2 separate regions of the Homo sapiens genome follow, and region 2 is linked to region 1. The links are chromatin loops, found by intact Hi-C in ENCODE. Cell type or tissue: PC-9. All regions are shown on one strand.

The links. Hi-C counts contacts between places; a loop is a spot of excess contacts. Peaks named below come from ENCODE experiments on the same cell type or tissue, not always from the same donor. Only the 100,000 strongest peaks of a DNase experiment are listed, where the experiment ranks them.
Region 2: it touches region 1 in a loop (3-fold over the local background); 5 of 110 quality-filtered maps call a loop at or near these places.

The regions. Positions count from the first base shown.
Region 1 is chr19:35,063,521-35,071,520 of GRCh38, forward strand. HPN (hepsin) reads left to right here. Exons shown (of 13, transcript NM_001384133.1): 10 at 1,730-1,825; 11 at 2,019-2,161; 12 at 2,348-2,512; 13 at 2,729-3,053. The coding sequence ends at 2,767. All of the region lies in intron 3 of HPN-AS1 (HPN antisense RNA 1), which reads right to left. Among named protein-coding and RNA genes, the nearest start is that of HPN, 26 kb to the left of the region's middle. RefSeq lists enhancers at 2,139-2,900, 4,355-5,040, 5,041-5,726 and a silencer at 7,111-7,311. In PC-9, a CTCF peak has its summit at 3,774 (motif pointing right); DNase peaks (open chromatin) are centred at 581, 3,461, 3,801 and 5,021; H3K4me3 peaks cover 356 bases; H3K27ac peaks cover 796 bases.
Region 2 is chr19:34,969,837-34,977,836 of GRCh38, forward strand. It overlaps LOC124904700 (a long non-coding RNA gene), which reads right to left and starts at 3,791. Exons shown (of 2, transcript XR_007067237.1): 1 at 3,348-3,791; 2 at 2,530-2,793. In PC-9, a CTCF peak has its summit at 3,509 (motif pointing right); a DNase peak (open chromatin) is centred at 3,535; H3K27me3 peaks cover 3,185 bases.

The DNA of each region.
Region 1 (8,000 bases):
CAACGTGGTGAAACCCCATCTCTACTAAAAACACAAAAATTAGCCAGGTGTAGTGGCAGGCACCTGTAGTCTCAGCTACTCTGGAGGCAGAGGCAGGAGAATCACTTGAACCCAGGAGGTGGAGGTTGCAGTGAGCCAAGATCGTTGCCACACCCTTCTCCTTAGTGAAAAGAGTGAGAGAGTTAATATTGAAGTAAGGACGCATCTTTGAGGACAGGTGGACAGGTGGAAGCGGCTGGGATTTCAGACACAGGGCTGAGGGGGTCACAGCATGGGCTTTGGGGTCAGATTCAGATATTTGCCAACTGTGTGATCTTGGACACATGGCTTCACCTCACCGTGCCTCAGTTTCCCTTATCTGTAAAATGACTTCCTAGGGTTATTGAGACAATTAAAAGGGTTAATATGAGTAAAGAGCTTAGAGAACTGCCAGCACATAGTGAACACTGGTAAATGTTAGCAATTGCTACTATTGTTGTTTAATACTTTTACTAGTTATATGAACACTTGCTGTTTGCCTGGCATGCAACTCAATGACTCACCAATTTCTCACTACAACTTCTGGGGATAAGTGATTATTATTTCCATTCTACATCTGAGAGCTCTAAGACTCAGGCAGGTGATGTCATCAGCAGGCAGCAGGCAGCAGGCAACAGGCAGGGCTGCCAGGAACCCTTGCATAGGTTGTGCACTGCACAAGGACACCACATCTCAGGGTTACCACTCTCTCTGTAGACCTGTGTATTTATTATTATGATTTTCTGCTAGGTGGAAGTCAAATGTCTCAAGATAGGAGTGTCTCTCTCTCTCTCTCTCTCTTTCTTCTCTCTCTCTCTTTCTTTTTTTGAGACAGAGTCTTGCTCTGTCACCCAGGCTGGAGTGCAATGGCGCAATCTCGGCTCCCTGCAAACTCTGCCTCCTAGGTTCAAGCGATTCTCCTGCCTCAGCCTCCTGAGTAGCTGGGATTACAGGCACCTGCCATCTGTAATCCCAGTGCTTTGGGAGGCTGAGGCAGGAGGATTGCTTGAGCCCAGGAGGTCGAGGCTGCAGTGAGCCATGTTCCTGCCACTGCACTCTGGCCTGGGTGACACTGCAGGCTTAGAAATGAAAACAAGCTGTGTTAAAACATACATGTTATGAAACTTTGGACACGTGACTTGGCCTCATTTTCCCCCTCTCTAAAATGGGATAATATAGACCCTACCTCTCTGGGCTGATGAAACATTAAAGAAAATGGTGCAGGAAGGCGCCTAGTATGCGATGAGCTCTTGGTACGTGGCGACTTCCGTTGTGGCTTTTTTGTTTGTTTGTTTGTTTTTGAGACAGAGTCTTGCTCTGTCGCCCAGGCTGGAGTGCAATGACATGATCTCGGCTCACTGCAACCTCCACCTCCTGGGTTCAAGTGATTCTTCTGCCTCAGTCTCCCGAGTAGCTGGGATTACAGGTGCGTGCCACCATGCCCGGCTAATTTTTGTATTTTTAGTAGAGATGAGGTTTCGCCACGTTGGCCAGGCTGGTCTCAAACTCCTGACATCAAGTGATCCTCCTGCCTCGGCCTCCCAAAGTGCTGGGATTACAGGCATGAGCCACTGTGCCCAGCCTATTGTGGTTTTTTTTTTAAAGAACAGAGAGGGCAGGGTGTGTTAGGGGCCATGGTAGCAGCTGGACAGAGGTTTGTACCAGGTGGGGCAGGCCAGCGGGGGCTGGACCAGCATTGTCTCTCTCACAGAATACATCCAGCCTGTGTGCCTCCCAGCTGCCGGCCAGGCCCTGGTGGATGGCAAGATCTGTACCGTGACGGGCTGGGGCAACACGCAGTACTATGGTGAGTCCTGTCCTCTGCCTCTGATGCCACCGTTTGGGAGACTCTGAACTAGGCTGGGGATGGGCAGTCTGGCTGGTTGGATGAGTCTTGACCATGAGGAGTAGGGACGCTGAGGGGAATGGGGTGGGCACCAGGAGGGAAGGGGGGTGTGTACACCCCCCAGCTCTGGCCAGCCTTGCCTGCACACCCCCAGGCCAACAGGCCGGGGTACTCCAGGAGGCTCGAGTCCCCATAATCAGCAATGATGTCTGCAATGGCGCTGACTTCTATGGAAACCAGATCAAGCCCAAGATGTTCTGTGCTGGCTACCCCGAGGGTGGCATTGATGCCTGCCAGGTGAGGGACTCTGTAGGGGCAGCCCCCTGGTCGCTGCCACCCCAGGGATGGAGATGCAGGGGAGTGGGTGGTCAGGCTCCCCATCTAAAAGCCTGAGGGCTCTGGGGCCACAGCCCATGTCATCCCGGGGTGGGCCTCCTGTCCAACCACTTTGGCCTTCAGCCAGACCTCCCTCTCCCCTCCCAGGGCGACAGCGGTGGTCCCTTTGTGTGTGAGGACAGCATCTCTCGGACGCCACGTTGGCGGCTGTGTGGCATTGTGAGTTGGGGCACTGGCTGTGCCCTGGCCCAGAAGCCAGGCGTCTACACCAAAGTCAGTGACTTCCGGGAGTGGATCTTCCAGGCCATAAAGGTGAAAGTTGGGTCCAGATGGGAGCCAGGGTGGGGACGTTTGGGTGTCTAATGGGGGAAGGGAGGCAGAGATTTGTTTTAGGAAACCTACGCTCAGGCCTAGAAGAGGGCCCCCCTTGGGAACAGATGGACTTTGAAGGGTTCCTGGGGAAGGGAAGCCAGTGGTGGGACGTGGAAGCCTCTCAGACCTCGGGAGCCCCCAGCTGTCTTTCCCCAGACTCACTCCGAAGCCAGCGGCATGGTGACCCAGCTCTGACCGGTGGCTTCTCGCTGCGCAGCCTCCAGGGCCCGAGGTGATCCCGGTGGTGGGATCCACGCTGGGCCTAGGATGGGACGTTTTTCTTCTTGGGCCCGGTCCACAGGTCCAAGGACACCCTCCCTCCAGGGTCCTCTCTTCCACAGTGGCGGGCCCACTCAGCCCCGAGACCACCCAACCTCACCCTCCTGACCCCCATGTAAATATTGTTCTGCTGTCTGGGACTCCTGTCTAGGTGCCCCTGATGACGGGATGCTCTTTAAATAATAAAGATGGTTTTGATTAATGTGGCCTCCGAGCTTACAAATGTACACAGCAATGAGGACATTTTGTCAGGAAGGAAGAGAAGAATTAGGACCTGGCGCAAATCAGACAGAGAGTGTGGGTCCCTCAGTTCCCACTGATTTGAGATTTAAGATTTTAATTGGTTCACTTAACTGGAATTTTCCTGGAGCAAATTGGCTTCAGGTACAGCTGGATCCAGCTGCTCTCTCAAATCTGCCTTAGGCTGTGTTAGCTTCATTTCCAAGCAGCCTCTCCTACAACCAGAGAGAGAGATGTCCCCTTCCACACAAACTCTTTCCCAATCACTGCAGAAAAAGTCCCAGGCAACAACAACAAAAACCCAGGCCCAGCTCCCATTGTACAGATTTGGGTCACGTGCTCATCCCTTGGCAAATCACTGTGCACCGGATGTACGCGGTAGGGGTGGAGCGGGGTGGAGTGGGAGGCGCTAGGCCTTCAAGAATCGTGTGACCTGAGTGTGGGAGTCCCAAAGGAAATAGGGTGCTATTTCCAGAAGTGGAAATAGATGCTCAGTGAGCAAAAAAGACATCTACCTTGAACCAACACGGAAAACGGGGCCCTGTAAGGTGGAGATAGGGAGACGCTGGGAACACAGCCTGAGACCCTCCCCCAACCCCTTTCTCCATCTGGGCAGCTTCTGGGGAGGAACCCCCTTCTGTAGAGCCTCTGCAGAGCCTCATGCAGCCCCGATGGCCACCAGGGGGCACTGCTGCCCCAACATTGTGACACATTAAGGGGTTTCCTGCCTGGAGTCAGCCGCATGTTGCTGAAAACCTGCTGTTCTGCTGAAGAAAGGCTCAGCGGGGGAGCCTGTTCACCATGACTTTAAATAATAACAATTATCATACATCACCCATGGACCACAGCTTCCAAGCAATTTCCTTTTTTTTTTTTTTTTTTTTTTTGAGACAGAGTTTCACTCTTGTCTCCCAGGTTGGAGTGCAGTGGCGTGATCTTAGCTCACTGCAACCTCCGCCTCCTGGGTTCAAGCGATTCTCCTGCCTCGGCCTCCCGAGTAGCTGGGATTACAGGCGTGCCCCACCACGCCCAGCTGATTTTTGTATTTTTAGTAGAGACGGGCTGTCACCATGTTGGCCAGGCTGCTCTCGAACTCCTGACCTCAGGTGATCCACCTGCCTCGGCCTCCCAAAGTGCTGGGTGTCACGCGCATCCATGTGAAGAGACCACCAAACAGGCTTTGTGTGAGCAATAAAGCTTTCTAATCACCTGGGTGCAGGCAGGCTGAGTCCGAAAAGAGAGTCAGTGAAGGGAGATAGGGGTGGGGCCGTTTTATGGGATTTGGATAGGTAGTGGAAAATTACAGTCAAAGGGGTTTGTTCTCTGGCGGGCAGGGGTGGGGGTCACAAGGTGCTCAGTGGGGGAGCTTCTGAGCCAGGAGAAGGAATTTCACAAGGTAATGTCATCAGTTAAGGCAGGAACCGGCCATTTTCACTTCTTTTGTGATTCTTCAGTTACTTCAGGCCATCTGGATGTATACATGCAGGCTTGGGCTCAGAGGCCTGACACTGGGATTACAGATGTCTGCTGCCACACCTGGCTAATTTTTGTATTTTTAGTAGAGACGGGTTTCACCATGTTGGCAGGCTGGTCTCGAACTCCTGACCTCAGGTGATCCGCCCACCTTGGCCTCCCAAAGTGCTGGGATTACAAGCCTAAGCCACTGCACCCAGCCCAGCTTCCTAAAATATAGATGATCTACAAGAGCTCCTTTGAGAAACTGACAAACTGTGCATTTGGAAAACGATCCCAGCGTCACTCCCCGATCCCCACACCCCTGGCGAGGTTGAGCCCCACCACTGCTTTGTTGGTCAGGAGCCCCCAGGCCCACATCGTGTTAGCAGAGCCTCAGTGCAGTTTCCCCAAACGTCTACCTCTGGCTGTGGTGTTCTACCCATGGCATGTGGGATGTAATTTGAGACCTGACCTACGGCTTGCTTTGTTAGAAACGTATTGAGTTACAACACGGAGTGACTGAGTTTTCCTTTGTAATTGCCAGCTGAGAAATGTACTGTACCTGTGTTTTAGGAAGTCTGGGGACTCTGAGAGAACATGGTCCACCCTGGGGGTTCTAAACTGAGGTGACCATGTCCTGGAGGGACACAGTTTGCTCTGGTGAGGAGAAGGGCGGGTGTGAGGGGCACTGAAGAAGGCATGGCCCTGCCCTGGGAAGTCTGGGGGGGATGTGGCCTTATTCTAGGGGATCTGATGGAAATTTGGTCATTAAAAGCCAACAGGCATCCTGCTGGGAAAATAAAAACCAGGTGGCCATGTTATTGGAAAGGGGTCCTGATCCAGACCCCAGGGGTTCTTGGATCTCGTGCAAGAAAGAATTCATGGCAAGTCCACAGAGTAAAGTGAAAGCAAGTTGATTAAGAAAGTAAAGGAATAAAAGAATGGCTACTCCATAGACAGAGCAGCCCCGAGGGTTGCTGGTTGCCCATTGTTATGGTTATTTCTTGATTTAGTCTTGATTTATTATTTAGTTATGCTAAACAAGGGGTGGATTATTGACGCCTCCCCTTTTTAGACCATATAGGATAACTTCCCAACATTGCCACGGCATTTGTAAATTGTCATAGCGCTGGTGGGGGTGTAGCAGTGAGGACAATCAGAGGTCACTTTCATGGCCATCTTGGTTTTGGTGGGTTTTCCCGACTTCTTTACTGCAGTCTGTTTTATCAGAAAGGTCTTTATGACCTGTATCTTGTGCCGACCTCCTCTCTCATCCTCTGACTTAGAATGCCTTAATTTACCGGGAATGCGGGCCAGCAGGTCTCCGCCTTACTTTACCCAGGTCCTATTTAAGATGGAGTTGCTCTGGTTCAAACGCCTCTGACAGCCATTCTGAGTTCTGTCTGCACTGTTGCTTTGTTGGAGGAGTGGAGGGGCTGGGGAGATTGTGATTCACTCAACAGCCATTCACTGGTTTCCCTTGTATGCCAGGGGTCAGTGAGCCTCAGTTTCTCCTCCTGCTCCCAGCAACCTTGCCACTCACCCCAAAGAGCTAGGAAGATATTTAAAAAGAATAATAACAGTCACAAGGTTGCTTTCAGTTCCTGCCAGGGTCTCAGTCTTCAGAAAAGCTGAATATGAAAATTACTTCCATGTCATTGTGGTGCCGCTCAGAATCAGAAATATTTGACCCATCTTACAGAATTAGTGCAACTACATCAGGAACCCAAGCCAAGTTTTGCATTCCTATTTAGCATTTATATCTACATAGTCCTTTTCAAATATAGAAAAGCTTTCTGGATGTTAGTTGGAACAGATAGCTCCATATGTGGTTATAAGTTGGCATTCTCCCAGCTGGGTTGAAGGAGAAATGTACAGCTACTCTGCCACAACAGTTATTTCATACATAAAATCACAGCCATGATTAGCAATGATGGTGAAGGCTATTCATTTTATATTCAGAAATAATTATTGTGAACATTCAGATAGCAGCATAAGTAGGGAGATGGACTTTAGTTTCTGCATAAAAAGTAACACTGTTTCAATCCTGCAGTTATGAAGCGAGGAGCTGTTTTGGCTCTTGCTGCATGACATACCACCCAAAGCTAGTGGGTACAGTAAATGCTCATGGATTCTGCAGCTCAGAAAGTTGGACAGGGAACAGCAGGCACAGCTTGTCTCTGCTCCCTGATGACCAGGTCCTTAGCTAGAAAGCCTAAAGGAACAGGGACTGGAATAGGGAGGCTTCTTTTGTTTGTTTGTTTTGAAACAGGGTCCCACTCTGTCGCCCAGGCTGGAGTGCAGTGGTGTGATCATGGCTCACTAAAACTTCTACCACCTGGGCTCAATCGATCCTCCCAACTTAGCTTCCCAAGTAACTGGGACTACGGGTGTGTGCCACCATACCCAACTAATTTTATTTTTTTTTTGTAGAGATGGGACTGGTTGCCCAGGCTGGTCTTGAACTCCTGGGCTCAAGTGACCCTCCTGCCTCGGTATCCCAAAAGGAGGCTCTTTACTCACAAGTCTAGTATCCGGGCTGGGATCACTCAAAAGCTGAGCTCAGCTGGTACTGTGGACTCATTGTCTGGCTAACTTGGGCTTCCTTCCAATATGGCTACCCAAGGACATTTGAACTTCTCACGTGGTGGCTCATGGCTCCAGAGTGAGCATTCCAGCAGACACTGGCCTTTACACCCCAGCCTCATTTCTGCTCCACTCTGTCAGCTGAAGCAATCACAAACCTGTCCAGACCCTAGAGGAGGAGATGGAGACCCCACCCTTTGGTGGTGGAAGGCAGGTCAAAAAATTTGGGGCCACATCTTAAAACTGCCCTAGGAGCTTATGGACTATCGGAGCAAATTAACAGCTGACAAAGCAGAGAAATGATCCCTCAGTAAGGTGTTCAACCTGAAATATTTCCCTGCTAAAATTGTGGATAATAAAATTATGACAGTAATAACTTTTTAGAACACTTTCACATTTGTTCTTACATTACAGAAGTTCATTCTAAGAAGGTGATAGTCAGCTTTGGGCAAATCTTTAATTTAATACTTCACTAATTAGCATTTGGCCACAATGCCTGTTTCACTTCTAAATAATAATAATAATTTATATTAATAAACATATCCATGCATATTTTTGAGCACTTCCTATGTGACAGGTACTGTACTGAGAGTTTTATACATGTTACTTCAGTATTTCCCCAAATTCAGATGTTTGAAAGTGGCTGTCTTAATTTTTGCTATTCATTCATTCAAATAATATTTATTAAGCACCTATTATGTGCCAGACACTGTTCTAGGAATTGGAGAAATATAGGGGACAGGACAAACCAACTTTATGGAGCTTAGGGGCAAACAAATACCGCTGGTACTACTTGTATTGTTTTATTCAAATTATCTCTTTTCCTTTTGTGTGTGTGTGTGTGTGTCTTTTTTTTTTAAGCTTAGCC
Region 2 (8,000 bases), 94 kb before region 1:
GAGAACTATTATTACTGTGGGGTCAGCACCAACACATTCATGAGGGATCCGCTCCCGTGAGCAAAACACCTCCCACTAGGCCCCACCTCCGACACTGGGGATCAGTTTGCAACCTGAGATTTGGAGGGGACAAATATCCAAATTATATCAGGTGGACAGTGTGGCTGAGGCTTTCCCTGCTTCAGACGGAATTGGACACAGGCTCTGGGAGAGAAGATACAAAGTGCCGAGACCAGCTCAGTCAGGGAGACCCTAACCCAGCGGCACTAGAGGAATTAAAGACACACACACAGAAATATAGAGGTGTGGAGTGGGAAATCAGGGTTCTCACTGCCTTCAGAGCTGAGAGCCTCGAACAGAGGTTTACCCACGTATTTATTAACAGCAAGCCAGTGATAAGCATTGTTTCTATAGATTATAGATTAACTAAAAGTATTCCTTATGGGAAACAAAGGGATGGCCAAAACAAAGGGATGGGTATGGCTAGTTATCTGCAGCAGGAGCATGTCCTTAAGGCACAAATCGCTCATGCTATTGTTTGTGGTTTAAGAATGCCTTTAAGCGGTTTTCCGCCCCAGGCGGGCCAGGTGTTCCTTGCTCTCATTCCGGCAAACCCACAACCTTTCAACATGGGCGTCATGGCCATCATGAACATGTCACAGTGCTGTAGAGATTTTGTTTATGGCCAGTTTGGGGGCCAGTTTATGGCCAGATTTTGGGGGTCCTGTTCCCAACACAAAGGGGTGAGGAATGAGGTCGAGTGTTCCAACACAGTTTTAGCAAATGCAGGTACAGACACCCAGGGTGGGTGTAACTGAAACGCATGCTTCATGGAGATGCACTCAGCTGAGATGCCTGATGTGTGTGGGGAGGGTGGGTGCAGGTTAGCCTGAGCATGGTGGCAGCGTGGGATTCGGACACAGAAATGATTTGCAGGAGTCAGAGGAGGGTCGGTGTGCTAGTAACCTACTGCTGCACAACAAATTATCCAAAAACGCAGAGGCTTAAAACAACATCCTTTTATTATCTCTTCGTTTCTGTGGGTCTGGAACCCAGGCACGGCTCTGCTGGGTTCCCTGTTTCATGGTCTCTCCCAAGAATGCCATCAAGGTGCCAGCCAGGACAAATATCTCATCTCATGGCTCAACTGGAAAGGGGTCACTTCCAAGTTCATTCACTTCATACAACCTGTCGGACTGAGGGCCTCAGTTCTTCCCCGGCTTTTGGCCTGAAGCTGCTTTCAATTCCTTCCCTCTTGGGCCTTGCAGAACGGAGAGCTTGCTTCATTAAAGCAAGCAAACCAAGAAGGCAGTTGAGTTTGCCATAAGACAGAAGTCACAATCTTTTGTAATCTCATCATGGAAGCCACCTCCCACCACCTTTGCCATATTCTTTGGGTTAGAAGCAAAGTCATAAAGTCGGGCCCACACTCAAGGGAAGAAAATGACACAAGGGCACCCAAACAGGAGGTGGAGGTTGTTGGAGGCCCTCTTAGAAGTCTGCCTAACACCAGTGGGGAGGTCCCGAGAGAAAAATATCTCAAACTACCCTCCCCCCGGGTCTGGACTCTCCTTGAGAACTATTTAAAGAGAGAATCTTTTAAGGGAATTAAGTGGCAAAGAAAAAAAGTTATAAAAATGCTAATACTCCAAAAACTTTCTGGGGAGTTCCTAATGGTTTATAAGCACTGTGCTTAGTTTCTTACGAGACTGCCTTTTAAAAATAGTAATTAATGGGCTGGGCGCGGTGGCTCGCATCTGTAATCCCAGCACTTTGGGAGGCCAAGGCGGGCGTATCACCTGAGGTCAGGAGTTGCAGACCAGCCTGGCCAATATAGTGAAACCCCATCTCTACTAAAAATCCAAAATATTAGCTGGGCGTGGTGGTGGGCACTTGTACTCCCAGCTACTCAGGAGGCTGAGGCAGCAGAATCACTTGAACTCAGGAGGCAGAGATTGCAGCAAGCCACGATCGTGCCACTGCACTCCAGCCTGGGCAACAGAGTGAGACTCCATCTCAACAAAACAAAACAAAAAATAGTAATTAATGGAAAACAGGTAATTCACCTGTAATTTATCAAAACCAAAGCTTCCTCACCCCAACCCCTACACAGGGTCAAATTCAGTGTTTTGTCCTCGGGAAAAACCTGACAGTGTTCTAGTTGTCTTTTGCTGCACCACAATCATCCCAAAGTTTCACAGCTTAGAGCGATGTGGGGGTTTTTTGGTTTGGGGTTTTTTGTTTGTGTGTTTTTTAAGACAGAGTCTCAGTCTATCACCCAGGCTGGAGTGCAGTGGTGCAATCACTGCTCACTGAAGCTTTGACCTCCCGGGTTCAAGCGATTCTCCCGCCTCAGCCTCCCTAGTAGCTAAGACCACAGGCTCATACCAACACACCTGGTTAATTTTTTAATTTTTTGTAGAGACAGGGTTTTTCCATGTTGTCCAGGCTCGTCTCAAACTCCTGGTCCCAAGCATTCATCCCATCCCAGCCTCCCAAAGTGCTGGGATTGCAGGCACGAGCCACTGCTCCAGAATCAAAGCAATGTTTATTCTGCTCACGAATCTACAACTTGGATAGGACTCACTGGGGCTCATGTCTGCTTCACTCAGCATCAGCTGGGCCACTTGAAGACAGGGGACTGGAACCTTCTGAAAGCTCTCTCACTTACAAGTCTGGCAATTGATGCTGGCTCTCAGATGGGGCTGTGACCAGGATACCTACAGGTGGCTTTTCTGTGCATCTGCTTGGGCTTCCTCACAGCATGGAGACTGGGTTCCGAGGATGAGCACCCTGAGAAAGAGAGAGCCAGGCAGAAGTTATCCCCTTTTATGACTTAGCCTTCAAAGTCACCTGGGGTCACTCCTGCCACAGTCTCAGGCCTGCTAGATTGAAGGGATGGGAACATAAATCCCATATCTCCATGAAGGAGATCAAGTCATCGAGGTCATTGTAAGGAGGGCATGTGGCATAGGATATATCCGTGCATTCACCTTTGGAAAATACAATCAGCCACAGAGAGCAAACAACCCCACCACCATCCCACCCCTGAGCTTTCACGGGTGTCAGTGACAACAAGCATCGTAGGATGAAAAGAAGTCAGCAATCATGAAAAAATAAAGCAGCAAGAAGTACAATCCTTTCCACCTCGTCTCCCATGAGAGCAGGAGGTTGGGAATGAATCCATCTCCCTGAACTAGAGAAGAGACGTGCAAGGTCACTGGGCCGAGCCTGTGGGTTTGGGTTTCTCAGCTGGCCTGTTACGATGAAGCTTGTTCTTGTCTATTGCTGCACACCAAATTACCATAAATTTAGCAGCTTTAAACAACACCCGTTTATTATCTCACAGTTTTGTAGGTCAGGAGTCCAAGCAGGCTTGGCTGGGTTCTGCTCCGGTCATTACAAGGCTGAAATCCAGGTGTCCGCCAGAAATTCTGTTAGCCAGGGCTTCTATCATCAGTTCTTCTCTGCAGGGCGCTGCTAGGGAGGTCCTGACCACCAGAGGGCACTAGAACCACAATCCCGGTCCCAGGGAACTTTGCTTGTGCTCCCGCCCCTTTCTGTCAAAATGCTGTCCGGCCACCAGCGGCAGCAGCGTCTGGGAACTTGTTTGAAAAGCAGAACCTCAGGACTTAAAACCAGACCTGCTGAATCAAAATCTGCATTTTGTCAACTCCCCCACCCAGGCAATTGGTGTGCACCCTTGAGGGCCAGGCTGTAACTCAGTGGTTCTCTACCTTGGCTGCGTGTTAGAACCACCAGAGGAAGTGTGTGTGTGTGTGTGTGTGTGTGTGTGTGTGTGTGTGTGTGTGTGTTTGAGATGGAGTCTCCCTCTGTCGCCCAGGCTGTAGTGCAATGGCGCGATCTCTGTTCACTGCAACCTCCGCCTCCCGGGTTCAAGCGATTCTCCCTCCTCAGCCTCCAGAGTAGCTGGGATTACAGGCTCCCACCATTACGCCCGGCTAATTTTTGTATTTTAGTAGAGACGGGGTTACACCATGTTGACCAGGCTGGTCTCGAACTCCTTACCCCAAGTGATCTGCCCAGCTCGGCCTCCCAAAGTGCTGGGATTACAGGTGTGAGCTACCGCGCCTGGCCCAGAGGAACTTTTAAAATCCCTGATGCAAGGGACTACCCCCAGAGATTTTGATTGCATTGGTCTGGGGTGCAGCCTGCTGCCCGGATTGTTAAAAGTTTCCCTGGGGATTTTACTGTGCAGTTAAGGTTGAGAAGGGCTGCAAGCCTGGGTCATTGCACACTGTAAGAACCTTGTGTATGAATGGAACTGTGCTATGGAACAACTCCACACCACCTGTGTGTGTAGGCATAGGAGAAACACATAAACCCTGACCCTCAAGGGTCTCCTGGAATGCAAGACCTCAGCCCTCAGGGGCCTTCAGATAAAGGTGCGGTCAGGGCAAACATGGAACACCAAGGACGTGTGATATTATTTTCCAGGTGCTTCAAAGACTCAAGTCAAACACCAACTGCTCAGATAGCAAATTCTAGTTCACCCACCCCACCCATGCTCAGTGATGGGGCTCACGGCAGTTTCCTGTAAGTGTTTGCTGGGCTCGCCTTTCTAACTCCACTGTGGGCCCCCTGAGAGAAGTAATGAGTCGGGTCCCCACTCAATGGAGCCCTGTTCGCAGTTGCTTTTGTGACGTAGGAAGAAACCAGCTGGTGGTGGAATTGGTGAGTTGTGCTCCAGGAAAGAAGGTGCCTGGAAGACAGAGATCAGCGATGTTAGGAGGCACTCTAAAAAAATATATTCTTTCCTATTTATATAGAGCTTCATGGTTCCCAAAGCACTCTTAGGTGCACTGTTGCATTTTTGTAACACCCATCTGCATTAGATTAGAGTTTATCTGTACAGATGAGGAAAACTGAGTGACAGAGGCGTAAATAGATATGCGGGAATTTGCATGAGTCAGGCAGAATTAGAACAAGAAATCGCCTTCCTAAATTTCCTAATTTCCTATATGCTGTTTCCAGGATGTAGCAATACCCAGCTTCTGACTTCTCTTTCCTCACCGTTGAGACCATTTCTGGGGGATTTTGTCTTCATTCTTTCTTTTTGTTCTCCTCCCCAAAATTGTGGGTTTGTTTAGTCATTCTGGAATTCTCTGTTAATCTCCCACCAAATGTCCATTGACGTACTTGATTTCTCATTTTTGAAGGAAGATTCACCAGGTGTAAATTCTTAATATATGCTAGCAAAGACAATGATTTCATCACATTATAAACTTCTCGAATGCAAGAAACTTATTTCCCATTTTATCTCTAGCACCTTTGACAAATATTTGTGGAATGAATGAATAATGAATGAAGGGGATTTGCAAAGTTAAATGTGAGTGAGGGAGGAAGCAGACCCAGGAAATTAATCTGGAGCCAGTCTGCAGGTGGTGTGGTGGGCGTGGTTGTAACCTCTGGACCAAGAGCTGTGAACGATGGTGCACAAAGAAATACTGTCAGCACCACAGAGAGTGGGTTTTATCTTCTCAAATAATGGCCAACTTTCCTGCATCTTCTTCCCTTTTCCTGCTCCTCTTGAGGATGTATTCCCTGCTCAAATGAAATGCTGAAACGTGGCTGGGCGCAGTGACTCACACCTGTAATCCCAGCACTTGGGGAGGCCGAGGCGGATGGATCACCTGAGGTCAGGAGTTTGAGACCAGCCTGGCCAACACGGGGAAACCCTATCTCTACTAAAAATACAAACATTAGCCAGGCATGGTGGTGCAGGCCTGTAATCTTAGCTACTCGGGAGGCTGAGGGAGGAGAATTGCTTGAACCCAGGAGGTGGAGGTTGCAGTGAGCCAAGATTGTGCCACTGCACTCCAGCCGGGGTGACAGAGTGAGACTCCGTCGCAAAAAAAAAAAAAAAAAAAGGGCTGAAACGTTCTTTGAAGAATTCAGCGAGCCTTTGGATACTGACTTTCAGTAAAGGCCTCCCCGGCTCCGTGCCTTTTTTTCTATAAAGTGTCCTTACTCTTCTGGGGTCAGAAACCCTTCCCCTTCTGGGGTCCCCAAACAATGCTCCTCCCTGAGACAAATGAGGTGTGGGAAGGATGTGAGTGACATGCCCTTCTTCCACCACCAGTGTTTCTGCTGAAACCATATTCACTTTATTAAATTAATCAGGGAAGAAGGGACGGGGAGAAATGAAAATAACCAAGCTTGCAGCACATTCAGCGGTCATCATGAGGTCATCCTGCTCTCTGACCTGCCCTTTCTCACAGTGGTTTGGTGCCTGTTGTTCTAGAATCACACAGACCTGTTCCAAGATGATAGTTCCCCTTAACTGCTCTAGAGATAAGAACTTGAACATTACGAAATGTTAAGTTTTGGCCGGGTGCAGTGGCTCACGCCTGTAATCCCAGCACTTTGGGAGGCCAAGGTGGGTGGATCTCCTGGTCAGGAGTTCGCGACAAGCCTGGCCAACATGGTGAAACCCCGTCTCTACTGAAAATACAAAAATTAGCCAGGCATGGTGGCAGGTGCCTGTAATCCCAGCTACTCAGGAGGCTGAGGCAGGAGAATCGCTTGAACCCAGGAGGCAGAGGTTGCAGTGAGCCAAGATGGTGCCACTGCACTCCAGCCTAGATGCCAAGAGCAAAACTGCCTCAAACAAACAAACAAACAAACAAAAGAAATGTTAAGTTTTCCATTTGAGATATTTTTTCAGGTTCTGTATACTGATGAAACCACTGATGCCATTTGGTCTGAAGGAACCCACAGGAGCTGCTGACTCACTAAAGAATGCAGTTTTCACACCCTGATTTCATCCCCCTAACCCCAAGCAATCAACCACCCCAATTCTCCAGCTCCTCGTCCTTCCATGATCCCCTTAAAATCGCCAGCCCAGAACTCCTTGGGGAGATGGATTTGAGGGTTTCCTCTCATGTCCTCACTTGGCGCCCTGTGATCATGAAACTCTTTCTCTGCTGCCAACCCTGCTGTCTCAGTGGAATGGTCTGTCACTGCACAGTGGATGTGTGAGCCTGTTGGTCCTATAACACTGCTTCATCAGAATGCTCTGAGGCTCCATACCCCAGGCCCACCCTGCACTGGCCAGCTCCCCCTGCCCTTCTCCCCATTGCTGTACTCCCACCCTCCTCCACTTTCTTCCCTGAGAGCTGGCTCCCAGGGTCTGCAGGGCTCATCCAGGTTGGTTCTGTGGCCAAGGGGCATGGTTCCAGCTCAGCCCCTTCTGCCCCTTGGACTTGAGAACCAGGGTCTGCAGTCCACAGTGGAGTAGGCCTTGTGTATGGGCTCTGGGTCCATACTTAGGACCTTATGAGGGGCAGGTGATGGTAGAGGAAGAGGCTACCCCTAGTGGGCATTTGATTGGCAATGGGAAGGCTTAGAAAGGGGTCACAGGCTGGAGAGCTTCATGGACTGCATCCCACCATGAAGGAAATGGAAACTTGGCTTTTCCATTCTCAGGTTACAAGGGAAGAAACTTTCATGATGGTGTTGATAAAGAATATTCTGACTGAATAAGTTGGGGCCAATTTGGGGTTGGGTCTCAGGGAAATGAAGAGGCTGTAAGAGCCCAAATCTTTCCCTTCACGTGGCCCCCAGAGTCTTTAAACTCTCCTACTTCTTCAAGGCCCAAGCCCCTTCCTTCAACTCATCTTGGATCACACGTGAACAAAGTAACAAACATTTATTAAGAATTTGTATTCACAGCCTGGCACAGTGGCTCACGCCTGTAATCCCAGCACTTCGGGGAGGCCGAGGCTGGTGGATCACCTGAGGTCAGGAGTTCGAGATCAGCCTGGCCAACATGGCGAAACCCCGTCTGTACTAAAAATCCAAAAAATTAGCCGGGCATCGTGGCGGGCACCTGTAATCCCAGCAACTTGGAAGGCTGAGGCAGAGAATCGCTTGAACCCGGGGGGCAGATGTTGCAGTGAGCCGAGATCATGCCATTGCACTCCGACCTGGGCAACAAGAGCAAAACTCTGTCTCAAAAAAAAAAAAAAAAAAAAAAA